2 separate regions of the Homo sapiens genome follow, and region 2 is linked to region 1. The links are chromatin contacts, found by Hi-C or POLR2A ChIA-PET in ENCODE. All regions are on one chromosome and are shown on one strand. Each heading gives the region's core, a stretch centred on a gene start or an enhancer-like site at or near the end of the contact. The rest is flanking DNA. Distances are from core to core; before and after follow the strand shown.

Evidence for each region. A loop is a pair of places that touch in the nucleus more often than their neighbours do. ChIA-PET counts read pairs that join two places held with the same protein, here RNA polymerase II (POLR2A). Pooled maps may share reads with other maps.
Region 2: a loop to region 1 is called in a pooled map, with 20 times the contacts of the local background. The contact joins the promoter of NFAT5 here to the promoter of CTCF in region 1. A Hi-C loop is called at or near these places in 6 of 50 pooled maps. POLR2A ChIA-PET finds 5 or more read pairs at or near these places in 3 of 52 experiments (BJ, H1 and activated B cell).

Annotation. Positions count from the first base shown.
Region 1 is chr16:67,559,027-67,566,005 of GRCh38, reverse strand. CTCF (CCCTC-binding factor) reads right to left here and starts at 3,480. Exons shown (of 12, transcript NM_006565.4): 1 at 3,282-3,480. CTCF-DT (CTCF divergent transcript) reads left to right here and starts at 3,697. Exons shown (of 1, transcript NR_158165.1): 1 at 3,697-4,595. It overlaps LOC124903703 (a long non-coding RNA gene), which reads left to right and starts at 2,556. Exons shown (of 2, transcript XR_007065094.1): 1 at 2,556-2,711. RefSeq lists silencers at 2,409-2,508, 3,029-4,038 and enhancers at 2,262-3,124, 4,269-4,318, 4,339-4,388.
Region 2 is chr16:69,563,146-69,570,124 of GRCh38, reverse strand. NFAT5 (nuclear factor of activated T cells 5) reads right to left here and starts at 4,159. Exons shown (of 15, transcript NM_138713.4): 1 at 3,751-4,159; 2 at 1,577-1,630. The coding sequence starts at 3,823. MIR1538 (microRNA 1538) reads left to right here and starts at 4,257; the gene lies at 4,257-4,317. RefSeq lists silencers at 3,364-3,673, 3,694-3,963, 4,258-4,434, 4,154-4,533 and enhancers at 5,653-5,792, 5,195-6,091.

The DNA of each region.
Region 1 (6,979 bases), core at 2,231-4,730:
GGCTGTGACAGCAGCAGCATCCCTGAAGCAAAAAAAGCAGTCTCTAGAGGTGACTTTTGGCCAGGAGGCACCAGCCTGCAAGGCTCTGCCCAGGATTCCTCCCCAGGGCCTTAAGTCAGCCACAAGTGGCTTCCACCAAGGAACTCCCCAAGCCATTCAGAAGTCCCAGGTGAGTGCCCCCATTTGCGTGTGTACTTTAAAATAAAATCCTAAAGCTCTTAGAATTTGAATGCATCTTAAGGACAACTTCACCTCTTAAATTCTTACATAGGTTGAATGGATCCCGATAAAGTTAACCTTTACAACTACTCTTTTTTTTTTTTTTTTTTTTTGAGATAAGAGTCTTGCTCTGTTGCCCAGGCTGGAGTGCAGCAGCACAATCTCGGCTCACTGCAACCTCCACCTTCTAGGTTCGAGCGGTTCTCCTGTCTCAGCCTCCCTAGTAGCCAGGACTACGGCGTGTGCCACCATGCCTGGCTAATTTTTTGTATTTTTAGTAGAGACAGGGTTTCACTGTGTTAGTCAGGATGGTCTCAATCTCCTGACCTCGTGATTCTCCCGCCTTGGTCACCCAAAGTGCTGGGATTACAGGCGTGAGCCACCGCTCCCAGCCACAACTACTCTTAAATAGGCAGTATTTTCTTATGCAGGCAAACATTCCTGTTTTAATCATCCTCCTATCACTAATTTAAATAACAGGTCCTGGCCTGGCGAGATGGCTCACGCCTGTAATCCCAGCACTCTGGGAGGCTGAGGCGGGTGGATCACCTGAGGTCAGGAGTTCGAGACCAGCCTGGCCAACATCGTGAAAACCCGTCTCTACTAAAAATACAAAAATTAGCCGGGCGTGGTGGCACGGGCCTGTAATTCCTGCTACTTGGGAGGCAGAGACAGGAGAATTGCTTGAATCCGGGAGGCAGAGGTTGCAGTGAGCCGAGATCGCACCACTGCCACTCCAGCCTAGGGGACAGAACGAGACTCCGTCTCAAAAAAAAAAAAAGGTCTGGGTTACCCTAACATATCAATTCATCCTCAATTTATTCTCTCCGTAGATTGTTTTTTAATAAAAACAAAACAAAGCATGATTCCTGGCATATGGGAATTTCAAAGGATAGCAACTGTGTGGAAAAGGTCTATTCCACTAAAACAGCATAAATGACGTATAAACCCAAGAAGCTGATGACTGCATATGAAACAACCAAACCAAGAAGCAAAATATGGTCTATGGAGCACAGTACTAACCCGGGAAAACAAGCTTTACTCCTGGCTCGATTATACACCTGCTGTATTTTAATTTTTAACTCAATGTTGAGCTTATTTAAATAAATAAAACATGCTACTTAACCACAATTTCAAAAGGAAAACAAAGTCACAAAAGAATGCAATAAATTACACAATTGGACTAACATATTAGATAATTAAAGGTGATTCTATTCCCAAGTCTAACTATCAATCAACGCTACTGCATTTAGTTACTCTATGCAATTTTATTGAGGAAGAGGGGTGGCAGGAATATTTTGCAGGGTTCCAAAAGGAGACATAGAAAGCGTGCCTACGAAGAGGACTGCAGTGAGGAGCTACACATTGAGATTACATACAGTGGACTGGACAACTTTGGTTAGGACCAGGCTGTTTAATTTCTTCATAAACTTAACATAGCTTCCTTCCTAAAAACAGGTTAATCCAGACTTTCTTCTCTCCAAAACAACCCGAACTGATACATTAACTGCTGCAATGAACTATATTAAGGCACTAGAATATTTACGGAAAAGCAAAAGACTCCCGCAATTCAACGGGATGCTTTTTAGTGAAGAAAGAAAACTTAAGGACCGAATAAATTTAAATATATGCCTTGTTTAACTTCCTTTCCCACCTATGAGGACTTGGTTTTTAACTTTCCTAGTTGATCGAAACTCAAAGTATGAAGACTACGTATGCGAATGTTTACTTAACGCTGAACTCGGGGCTACAGGAAGTCTCCTACTAAACAGTAGTTACATTAGGCGTAGATATTTATAAACCATCTGCAGCAAGTGACCCAGGATTCAATTACAACATCAACCCTCATATTTCATCGCATGGGCAAATTACCAGTCGAGTCAAGAATAAACTCATTCTGCCCTACTGGCGCTCTAGATCGAGTTGCACAATCCTGGGGCAGAACCGCCTTCACCTAGCCCTAGAGCATCAGGTACTAAGTTAGTGTGAGGACATTTTAAAGCGGGAGGGAAACTCAAGGGACTTAGCCCATACTCCCAAATTCAGAAATTTGTCACGTCACTTGAGATCAGAATGAAATTTAAGTTTCAGTCCCTTTGAGATCTCTGAGCGCACAAAGTCAGGCTGCTATCACTCGGCTGGGGAGTCCGAACCCGGCTGGATAAAAACTACTTGGTGCGGAACTCGCATCTTTTCCGCCCACCGTGGGGGGGCCGCACCGGTCGGGTCCGGCCAGGAACCCGGGCGCGAGTTTGGGGGCGCAGCGGGGGCGGCGAGCGCGCGTCCCCCCGCCCGCTCAGGCAGCGTAGAGGTGCGAGCAGCTCAGCCAGCCTTGCAGAGGGAGCTCTCGGCAGCTCTGGGGTCCCTCTGCTCGCAGCCGCTGCAGCGCCGCCTGCGCCACTCGGCGGAGACGGAGACCAGCGGCGGCGACGCGCGGACTGGGAGCGACCGCCGAGCAGCCAAGCAGCTGGGAAGGCACGCAGGCCGGCAGGGTAGGTTCCGGGGACGGGGCTGGCTGGAGGAGGGGCAGCCCGAGACGCGACGGCCAGGGCCCGACACCCATACGGCACCGGGACCTGGCTTAGCGCGCGGCGGCAGTCGGTCCGAACCCTTAAGCTAGGCGGGCGCCGAAGCCGGGACGCGGAGATAGTGTCTCAGCTGGGGCCACCCGCCGCGGGAGGGGCGGAGGACACAGGACAGAGGGCGGGCCGCGGCCGGGCGATCGGCCGGCCAAGAACCGGCCTCGAGGGCAGACAAAGGAAGGAAAATGGAGTCGCCGGGCGCGCGGGCCTCTGCCTCTGCCGCCGCCCGAGGCCTAGCGCGCTGCCAGGAGGGAGGCCTAGCGGGCGGGCGGGCGGGCGGGCGTGGGGGTGGGGGGGGCGGCCGGGCCACGGCGGCGACGGGCAATGGCGGCGGCCGCGCCGCAGCAGGGACGGTAGAGGGAGACAAACACCCCCCGGCGGCGGCGCTGGCGCCGGGCTGCAGCCAGCGCCGACCGGAGCGGCCCCATCGTGACACCTAGAGGCGGCCCGCGAAACCTCCTCCACCCCGGGCCCCCTTACCTCCGCGCCACACCCCCCGCGGCGCCCGCTCCGCCGCCGCTCCACGGCTCCGGCCACCCGGCGTCTCCGGCGAGCTCCGCGCGTCCGCACCGGCCACCGCCGCCGCCGCTGCCGCCAAAGAAGCAGCTCCGCGCACGGTTTAATCGCTCCACAGGCTCAGACACAAAATGGCGGCGGCGCGGTGCAGTGCGCCTGCGTCGGCGCTGCCGGGGCCGCGGGTGCTGATAAGGGAAGGGACGGGTGGGGGGACCGGCCGGGCGGCGAGTAGAGGGCGGGGGAGGAAAGGTGAGGGGAGGGGTTGGCGCAGGGCAGCATGGGAGGCGGCCCCGGGCGCCAACTTTCAAAAGCGGGCGCGATGGCGTCACGGGACGCGCCGCGAGTCGCGTCGTCACGCCGCACGCGCCCTCGCCGGGTCGCTCGTGGGCTCTGCCGGCGCCGCGGCGTCCTGGCTCCCGCTGGGTGGGGCTTCCTGGGCGGAGGCCGCCGCCCCTGGGCGGTGCCGGATCCAGTCCGCTTGACCTTATTCCCTAGCTGCTGTCTCCGGCCCCCTGAACCCGTACAGGGTTGGGGAAGTGGGGGTGGCTGGAGGAAGCGCGCGCGGGGCAAGCCAGTGGGGCTGAGGAGGCTCCCGGGCCCGGCCCCGCCCAGTCTCCGCCCCAGCCAGGCCCGACCCGCCCTCCGAATGTCTTACAGCTGCCCGCCCCAGAGTAAGGCCCGGTCGGTTCCCGCGCGCTCCCAGCTCCGTGCCCGCGAGCGACGACTGGAAGGGCTGTCCTTGCTCAGCGGCTTTTGGTGATCTCTCCGCCCTAGAAGAGGGCCACCTAAAAGCGGGTGCGAGAGGAGAGTGGGAGGGCCTCCTCTTGGTGTCCCCAGGCCACCTCAGCCCGGAGAGGTGGCGGAAAACCAGACTTGATGCTTTAACACGTTCATAGCAATCGCTTTTTACTGAAAGGAGTTTCTGTATTTAGCGCTGTGTAATTCTGTGGAAACGTGCATTTCTTGTCTTTGCGGGAGAGCTGTTCTCTGTGGGCGGAGACCTTCAGTCCCACCCCTCCCCAGGAGGCGCCTGCGGACCCTTCCCAACCTGCAGTCAAGTTGACCAAGAACTGACTGCAAGGTGCTGGTGGCTCTGGGATGAGAGCCTTTTGGTACTTACAGGGAATATGACTCTTCCCTTAGATATCAAATGGACCCAATATCTAGGGAGCAGCTTCTTCTCCATCCATCTGACCGTTCCGTTGTGAGAATGCTGGCCCAATAACATACTCTTTTTTTTTCCCCTAAAGGAATAAAAAAATCTGTATTTTTAAGATGTCAAATCTCCAGAGTTTTTAGATGTTAGCAACTGAATCAGATGTTTTTAAACTTCATGAGCTGATTAAACCACACAGATGAGCTGTCAGTTTACGACCCCTGGCTTGGCTTGGAGGAAAGAGTGAAGAGAAATTCCATGGCCAAATCCTGGGGCACTCCAATATTGGGAGGGTAATGGAGAAGGAGTCTGAAAGGCAGCATCTAGGAAGTCATGAAAGCTAGCGCTGAGTTGTGGAATCCCTGGGCAGAGAAGGTTTCAGGTAGGAGGCATCAGCTGAGCGGTGTGATAAACTTGGGCCAGAGATGTGGCTATTGGATTGGGTCACCTTGCAAGTCACTGGAGAATGTCACTGATGGCCTTGGCTTGATTCACGTGAGTATATCAGGGAGGTGGACCTGACCGGAATGGGTTAAACAGTCACCAGGAAAGTGAGGAAATGGAGACAGCACATGTATGCAATTTGAGAGAGGTTTTGCTGTGAAGGGACCAGATAAGTTTGGGGATAGATATAGAAAGAAATCTTTTAAAAGATAGTAGGGGCCGGGCGCAGTGGCTCACGCCTGTTATCCTAGCACTTTGGGAGGCCAAGGCAGGTGGATCACCTGAGGTCAGGAGTTCGAGACCAGCCTGGCCAATATGGTGAAACCCGGTCTCTACTAAAAATACAAAAATTAGTTGGGCATGGTATCGCGCGCCTGTAATCCAAGCTACTGGGGAGGCTGAGGCAGGAGAATTGCTTGAACCCGGGAGGCAGAGGTTGCAGAGAGCCAAGATTGGGCCACAGCACTCCAGCCTGGGCAACAAAGCGGGACTCCATCTCAAAAAATAATAATAAATAAAATAAAAGATGGTAGGGTTCCCAGAGCATGTTTATGTGCCATTGGGAGGGATATGGTGGGGAAGAAAGATGGGTGATCCAGGAGAGAGGAGGCTTGCTTGACCTATATAGGAGTGAAATCCATCAGAAGATATAAGGAAACAGGGAGGGTTGACCTTGGAGAGGAACAGGGATGCTTCCATTCATGATAAGGGCAACAAAGGTGAAGACAGATGCAAGTGCAGGGGAGAGGGAAGGCAAGTCCTTAACAGGATTGCCTTGGTGGCATTGGGTACTCATCTGAGGTTTGTGATCATGATGTTAAAGGTAAACCAGTTGGCCCAGTGTGTTGGTTTTTCTCCAACATTCAGCTGCTTGGGTACAGACATGAAGAAAAGGGATAGTACAGCTTCTCAACACCAGGACCCAATTTTTCTCATTTCTTTTTTTTTTTTTTGAGACGGAGTTTTGCTCTTATCGCCCAGGCTGGAGTGCAATGGTGTGATCTCAGCTCACCACAACCTCTGCCTCCTGGGTTCAAGCGATTCTCCTGCCTCAACCTCCTGAGTAGCTGGGATTACAGGCATGCGCTACCACCCCCGACTAATTTTGTATTTTTAGTAGAGATGGGGTTTCTCCATGTTGGTCAGGCTGGTCTTGAACTCCCAACCTCAGGTGATCCGCCCGCCTCGGCCTCCCAAAGTGCTGGGATTACAGGAGCGACTCACCGCGCCCGGCAAGTTTTCTCATGTCTAATCCCAGTTACTTACCTTATACAATTAGATACTATTTTAGAAATGTGTGAAGTATTTGAAAAATTTACACGTGACCCTTCTTTTTCTAGAAACCAAGTTATCCCATTTGCCTCTTATGTACACATTAGGACTCAGACATAAAGAAAAGACAAACTCAGAGGAAAATTACCAAACAGATGCTTCTGGAATATTTGCATTTTGCATTCTCCTCAGCCCAAATAGTTCCTGGTATACTTAAGAACTTATGTACTAGAAACAACAAAGCTGACATGCACATAGGGAGACCTTGTTTATACAAAAAATTTAAAAATTAGCTGAGTGTGGTGGCGTATGACTGTAGTCCCAGCTACTTGGGAGGCTGAGGTGGGAAGATCGCTTGAGCCCAGGAGGTCGAGACTACAGGGAGCCATGTGTGTGCCACTGTACTCCAGCCTGGGTGATGAAGCAAGACCCTGTCTCAAAAAAATAAAAAATAGGCCAGGCACAGTGGCTCATGCCTGTAATCCCAGCACTTTGGGAGGCCAAGGTAGGTGGATTACTTGAGCCCAGGAGTTTGAGACTAGCCTGGGTAACATGGCAAAAGCCCATCTCTACAAAAAATTAGCTGAACATGGTGGTGTGTACCTGTAGTCCCAGATACTTGGGAGGCTGAGGCAGGAGCATCACTTGAGCCCAGGAGGTTGAAGCTGCAGTGAACCCCGATTGCACCACTACATTCCAGCCTGAGTGACAGAGCAAGACATTGTCTCAAAAATAAAAAAAAAATTAAAAGCTGACTTGCATTTAAACTTTAGATTTTCTTTCTAGTAAC
Region 2 (6,979 bases), core at 2,910-5,409, 2.0 Mb before region 1:
TGCTAAATGGTTGTCTGTATTTCCATCAGCTCACTAAAAATATTTGCTTAAATAATTAACACTCATTTTTTTCTTCATGTCTTTCTCCTCCCTGATCATCTCTATGATTATGACACTCTATGGTTTGTTGTCCAGGAAATGAGATGGGTTTGTACAGACAAATATGTCTCTACAACATGGTCACAAATTGAATATGAATAAAAACCAGAAATCTGCTTCACTAAGAAACACTGCTAAAAATTTCTCACTTCAAATTGTAGTTTTAAAAATATTTGATTTTCATACTAATGTATATCTATGGGCTTCTTACACGTACAAAACAAATTTAACCAATTATTTATTTGAGAACATTTTATATGCTCTAAATTATACTGTTAAAAAAATTTAGCTGATACTAAAGGAAAAAACTAACATTTATTAAGCTAGACGCTATGCTAGGCAATTTAATACACATTAGCTCACTAAATTTAAGAGACAGCTACATTTTAACAGGAAGAATATTAAAGTTTAGAGAGGTAAAATCACTTGCCCGAAGTCACAGAACTAATAAGGAGCTAAGTTGGTATTCAAATTTAAGCTCAACTACAAAACCCACTTGCCCCCCACTATCCCGGACTACCTCCAAGGGAGGCAAAAATCTTCTCAAGTCAAACTTAAATATTTAGGGCCTTTTTAAAGTAGACCATAAAATGTTTGTTACTGGTTACATGTGTATTTCACGGTGGCCGCTTTGCATAAAGAGCACTAACTGAAACGCAGAAAGTATTATTTCTTCTACTGTGGGACTTTTTTTTTTTTTTGGTTTCTTAATTTCAGCCTTAGTTTCTCTTCTCTACAATGGGGAAATTAGTACCTTTGCTGTCCAATTCCAAAATTATAAAGATTTAAAGATGATATATGTGAAATCACTTCAAAATCTACAAAAACACAAGACTATTTTATGTCTTAAAATGTTAAAACACACACACACACAAAGCCAAAAGTTTTCTAAAGTAAGTGTAAGCTGTTTAAACTAATCTACAGACTCTATTAACATTTCCAGAACTTTCTAAACCCCTTTCTTCTAAGCATAGCTCAATCATCATCGCTATTACTTGGCTTTCCTTACCCTTAAGTATAATGCAATAACAATGGCATCAATGCTTTTGCAATAAATAATTAACATATTTTGAAATGCTCAGCATATAAATGTTCTAAATTCTGAATTTTCAAACTAATTATGTGTTTGGTGTCACTCTTTTATATTCATGTTAATGTTTGGGCCTTTTCACATTCTATTTTGTGTATAAAAAGCTAAAATGAAGGTCTGGAATTCTAAAGTAGAACACTCAACACATAATTTAAAATGATTTTTTTTTCAATGTTTCTCAAAGCAGATAGAACAGCCAACAAGCACATCAAACGCAGCAACAAAACCCATTGAAACATTCAGCTGCTCTAAAAGAAGGATCAGACTCTTTAGGAGAAAACTACATTGTGTGAGTTTGCAAAGTTTCATACTTTCCCATTTAAACTCCATTTCAGAGAAAGCCTTTGCATACTAACACAATATGCTTTAAAATGGTACTTTGCTGACCTTCCAATAGTCCAGCTCTATGAAAATTCTGTGATGGGTGTAACTTCAGAGAATCTGAAAAACACAAAAAGCATTAGGTACTTTTTATGCTGAATGAGGAAAAAAATGCCAAGGATAGCATACATCTCTTATATAACTGCAATGTGTGTGTGTGTATATATATATATATATACACACACACACACACACACACACACACACATATATATATATACACACATACATTTTGAAACGGAGTTTCGTTCTTTTTGCCCAGGCTGGAGTGCAATGGTGCGATCTCGGCTCACCGCAACCTCCGCCTCCCGGATTCAAGTGGTTCTCGTGCCTCAGCCTCCCGAGTAGCTGGGATTACAGGCATGCACCACCACGCCCGGCTAATTTTGTATTTTTAGTAGTGACGGGGTGACGGGGTTTCTCCAAATTGGTCAGGCTGGTCTCAAACTCCCGACCTCAGGTGATCCAACTGCCTCGGCCTCCCACAGTACTGGGAATACAGGCGTGAGCCACTGCGCCCGGCCAACTGCAGTGTATTTTTAAGCGCTAAAGCCCATATTTGTGAATATATTCCCCGCAAAAGAGGCTGAATTGTCTCTACATTGGTCTCGAAGCTAAACTTAGATTTTCATAAAGTATATGTTTCATGGAAAATTATCTGATGATTACTCCCCAAATGGTGTTAATGTCTTGGCTATTTTTAGCACTCAATTCTAACACATTAGCCCTGCTCTAAGAATCATCTCTTGATATGTCTCTTTTTTTTTTGACATTCAAAACTACAATATTTCTAAAGTACCTCAGGTAATGTTGCCCGAAAAACATCCTACAGGATGGTGGCTGCCAACTAAAGTCATTGGAGCAACAGACAGTGGCTACAATTACTAAGTAGGACTCTGTGTACAAAATCAATGGTCAGTCTGTAAAGTCCAGCACCTTTCAGAGTAAACCATCTCACTCTGATTCACTTAAACAATTTAGATACACTAGTAGGAAGGTGAAGTCCCTTTTTTGGAGGGGGTGGAATAAGCAAATGGATGGATACATCAAACCAAAAGCAGAAGAAACACCTACATTTTTTTTTACACGGTGAAATGAATAGTTAACAACCCAGTTATGTCTTTTGCCCCCTCCCGGTGGTTTAAAAAGCGTAAAGAGCGCAGTGGGAATATTTTGGTTTTGAAGCCCCTTGCACAGGGAACCTGTTCTGACACATTCTTGTGGTGTCCAGTAAAGGAATTTCACCTGAGTAGGGATCAGCTCCAGTGCTAATATTTCAGATGCTGGGAATCCCCTGCAGGCCTTAGCCAAAAGAGTTCTTAAATGAAAAGTCTCTGCCTGAGCTCCCTCCCTGCAACCAGCCCTTGAACGGAAAAGCAGAGAAAATTCTCAAAGGACAGCGTCTGTGCCTGGGCTGGTCCTCCTGGGAGAGGAGAGGAATAAAACCAATCCAGAGAGGGCACCCCCATCTTTGTAAAGGAGAAGGGAGAAGTAATTAGAATGCCACGGAGGTGGGAAGAGAAAAAAAAAGAAAAGAAAATTCGGGCCCTTTCCATCGGGCCCTTTCCAGCAAGAAGATGACGAGGAAAGGAAGAACGCCTGGTCGAGGGGGGCTGTCCCAACATGGGGAGGGAGTGGACTAGGCCGGAGGGAGAGGGGGTGGAACGACGGCGCAAAAACAAGCTGGAAAGGGAGGAAAATGGTGACCCTGCACTCAGAACCGGCTCCAGGCCACGCCGCCCGCTTGGGGGCAACTTTGCTGGGGAGGAGGGTCCCGGTAAGAGAAGACGCGGCGCCCCGATCGCGGTGGCCCCAGCGCGGGGCCCAGTCTGGGGCCATCCCCGAGCCCGGGAGGCCGGGGCCGGCGGCTCGCGGAGCCTGGCGGGGCCGGACGGGCTGAGAGCGGCTAGAAGCGACCGGTGCCGCAGAGCCCCGGGGGCCGACGGAATCTGGGCCCCGAGCGGCCGGCGGCTCCGCGGGGGAGGGGCCGCCACTGCTCCGCCCGCCCCCTCCACCGTCACCCCGATCCCTTCGGCCTCTGCCCGCTCCGGCCAAAGAAGCCATGGGGGTCGCGGCTCAGCCGCCCCCGGCGGGACGGGGACCCCTCGCCTCCCCTGGCCCTGTCTCCCTGTCTCCCTGTCTCCCCGCCCCCACGCCCCACCCCCCACAGCCTGACTCACCTCGCGAGTAGAGGGACTTGGGCGATTCCAGGTCTAGGTCCGCGCTGAGCAATGAGATGAAGTCCGAGGGCATCGCAGCTCGACCCAGCCCGGCCCGAGGGCAGCGGGAGGGGGGGAGCGGCGGTGGCGGCGGCACCTCCTCTCCGGGACCGCGGGCACCGAACCGGGGGCGGCGACGCGAGGGCGGCTGCCGCTGCCTCCTCCTCGAGGGTAGTGACTTCCACTGGGCCGAGGACCGAGGAAACGATGGCGAGGTGGAGGGGGAACTCCACGGGGACTGATTCTCGGTGACCAGGAGAGGGGTTCAGGACGGGGAAGGGGAAGGGGGAGAGCCAAAGGGTCCGTTTCGTGTTTCTCCTCAGCGAAAACTGACGGTCGCCGCCACCGCCGCCGCCGCTGACAGGAATCTGAGCCCCGCCCCCGTGGGGCACAGCGCAGGCGCGGAGGGGGGTGCCCGGGAGCGCGGAAGAGCCGTGGCGGCCCCCGGAGGGCGGGGAGGCGCGCCAGGGAACAGCAGCAACATGGGCCTCGCTTCCTGCCGGCGCGGCCCGGGCTGCTGCTGTTCCTGAGCCGGGAAAGGGCCCCGCTGCCAGGGTGGGAGGGGGGGAGGCTGGGAGGTGGCCGCGCGCTGGGGCCCCGGGGAGGGAAAAGGTATTTGCAACGACCTGGTGGCGGCGAGCCTGAGGCGGCCGGCCCCGAGCAGAGCTGAGCGCAGGAGACAGAGCCGAGAGAAGCGAGAGGTCTGCGCGAGCCGGGGACGGACCCCAGAGGCCGGCGGCGGACGGGCCTGGCTGGCCCGGGGTCTCGCAGGGGACCGGAGTGTCATCGCCCGGACAGCCGCCAACCCTTTGGGGTTTGCATAGCAGTGTGTACAAAGGGACTGTCAAACCCATTTCTTAATTAGGAAATGGCAAACCGTATCCCAAAAACCTCGAGTTATTGATTTTTAATTAAAGTACTTTCTCCCCTAACACTCCCCTCCTACCTTTGGAGGCTGAAATTTTTTTTAAAAAAAACGATCTCTCTGATTGTGCTGGGGCATCCGGGTTATTCGGAGTGGGACATAGAAGACAATTAAAAAATTGGATCATGTGAATCCACCTGGCTGTTCTAGAGGAAAAACAGGTAAAAAGCAAACCTCAACGCTACTCTTCCAAACAGTTTTTCTTTTTTCTGTTTCTTTTTTTTTCCTTTTGGACTAGGCAAAGATGGAGGAAGAACGCATTTAACTGAGTTTTTGCTCTTGCTTTTCTGTTCGTGGAGCCAAAAGTTTCCGTTGCAAAAATTTAAAATCCTCACCCACACCGCAGAGCGTTTTCTGATTCTAATAGACTTCTGAGAAATTTTTAATCAAGTTATTGAAATATTACCTGGAGTGCAGGGTGTGCATCTTGGGAAGTAATTTTAATCTTGTGTGGAATATTGATGCCAGTAGCCACGTGGGCATGGTTTTTAAGCTATTCGAATGGTTTCGTTTTTTATCTACAAGGATAGTTACAACTCATGAAAATCAGTCTGTTGTAATATGTGTATGTGTATATATATGCACACATATATATACATACATATATACACACATATATACATATATATATAATTATAGAGACTTTTTCCCATGAAATTGAGCAGTTCTCGGGACTTGGAGTGCTAGGGTTGGGGTAAGAAGCTCTCAGCAAAGGAGGGCCCAGTACAGATGTCGCTGAGGCAAGGCCCTTTACAAAGTTTTACCTGTAGACCTAGAATTTAAACGTGTGTCATCAGAGCTCACCTATCTTTCATCTCAACATTTGATTCAGGTTGCCCAGTTGTCTTCACTGAATTGTGTGTAGTAATCAATCCTGTGAACATTTTTCTTTTGTCGGAGGTTCAGAAAGCTTTTCAGAGCCACCCCAAGATGGCAAAGCAGAACAAGAAACTGCCCTCAAATTGCCATCTCTGCTGTATGGTGTCGTGACAAGTCCCAAGGGAAGTCCCTTCATAACTGATAAGAGCCCCACTCATTTGAGAGAGAAAGATTGAAACCTCACATTGCCCAACAGGCCAAGGCCTACTGAAATCCTATAGCTTCTGAATTGGAGTAAACACACCTCTTGGAGACCCCCCATACGCCACCCATTAGTCAGTATACAGGGTAGCAGAGAGGAAATGCGATTCACCACCCGATACTAAGAAAGTTGACTGAATCACTCTGAGCAGATCCCTTTTCCCCAGACCGATGTAATCACTTAACAAACTTAGGGTATAGGAAATCCCCAGTACGGTTCTGACCCTAATTAACTAGTCAAGAACTGGCAAGGCCTCTTCCTTTTTCTGTGAATCCTTCTCTGCCCTTTTGTGACCTTTTTATTCCCCGTTGAGGCTTTGTTGTATATGTTAATCAGATTTCCCCTGATTAGGTAAGAGCAAAGTGAAGAGAGGCCCACCAAAGTGTGGCTTGACCTAAACTGCGAATTCCCTGAGAGGGATTCTGTGGGCTCAGGCCTCACTTACCTCATTAGGTCCTGCATTAAGCACGGATTATATCTAAATAGGTATTTGAAAAATCAGTGTCCACTCCCACCCCCTGCACCTGTCTTCTTACAGAGATATATTCTCTTTTTTGTTTGTTTTTTTAAGATGGAATTTCACTCTTGTTGTCCAGGCTGGAGTGCAGCAGTGCAATCTCGGCTCACTGCAACCTCTGCCTCCCTGGTTCAAGTGATTCTTCTGCTTCAGCCTCCTGAGTAGCTGGGGTTACAGGCGCCCACCACCATGCCCGGCTAATTTTTTGTATTTTTAGTAGAGATGGGGTTTCACCATGTTGGCCAGGCTGGTGTCGAACTCCTGACCTCAGGTGATCCACCCGCCTTGGCCTCCCAAAGTGCTGGGATTACAGGCATGAGCCACGGCACCTGGCCTATATTCTTTTCTTTTCTTTTTTTTCTTTTCTATTCTTTCGGGTTTTTTTGTTTGTTTATTTTTTTGAGACAGGGTCTTGTTCTGTTGCCCAGGCTGGAGTGTAGTGGCAGCTTCATAGCTCAGTGCAGCTGCAGACTGAAACTCCTCCCGGGCTCAAAGTGATCCTTCACCTCAGCCTCCCAAGTAGCTGGGACTACAGGCACATGCCACCACACTCGGCTAATTCATTTTATTATTTATTTTTATTTTTTATTTTTTTGTAGAGACATGGTCTTACTATATTACCCAGGCTAGTCTTGAACTCCTTTTTTGCAGAGACATGATTTTGCTA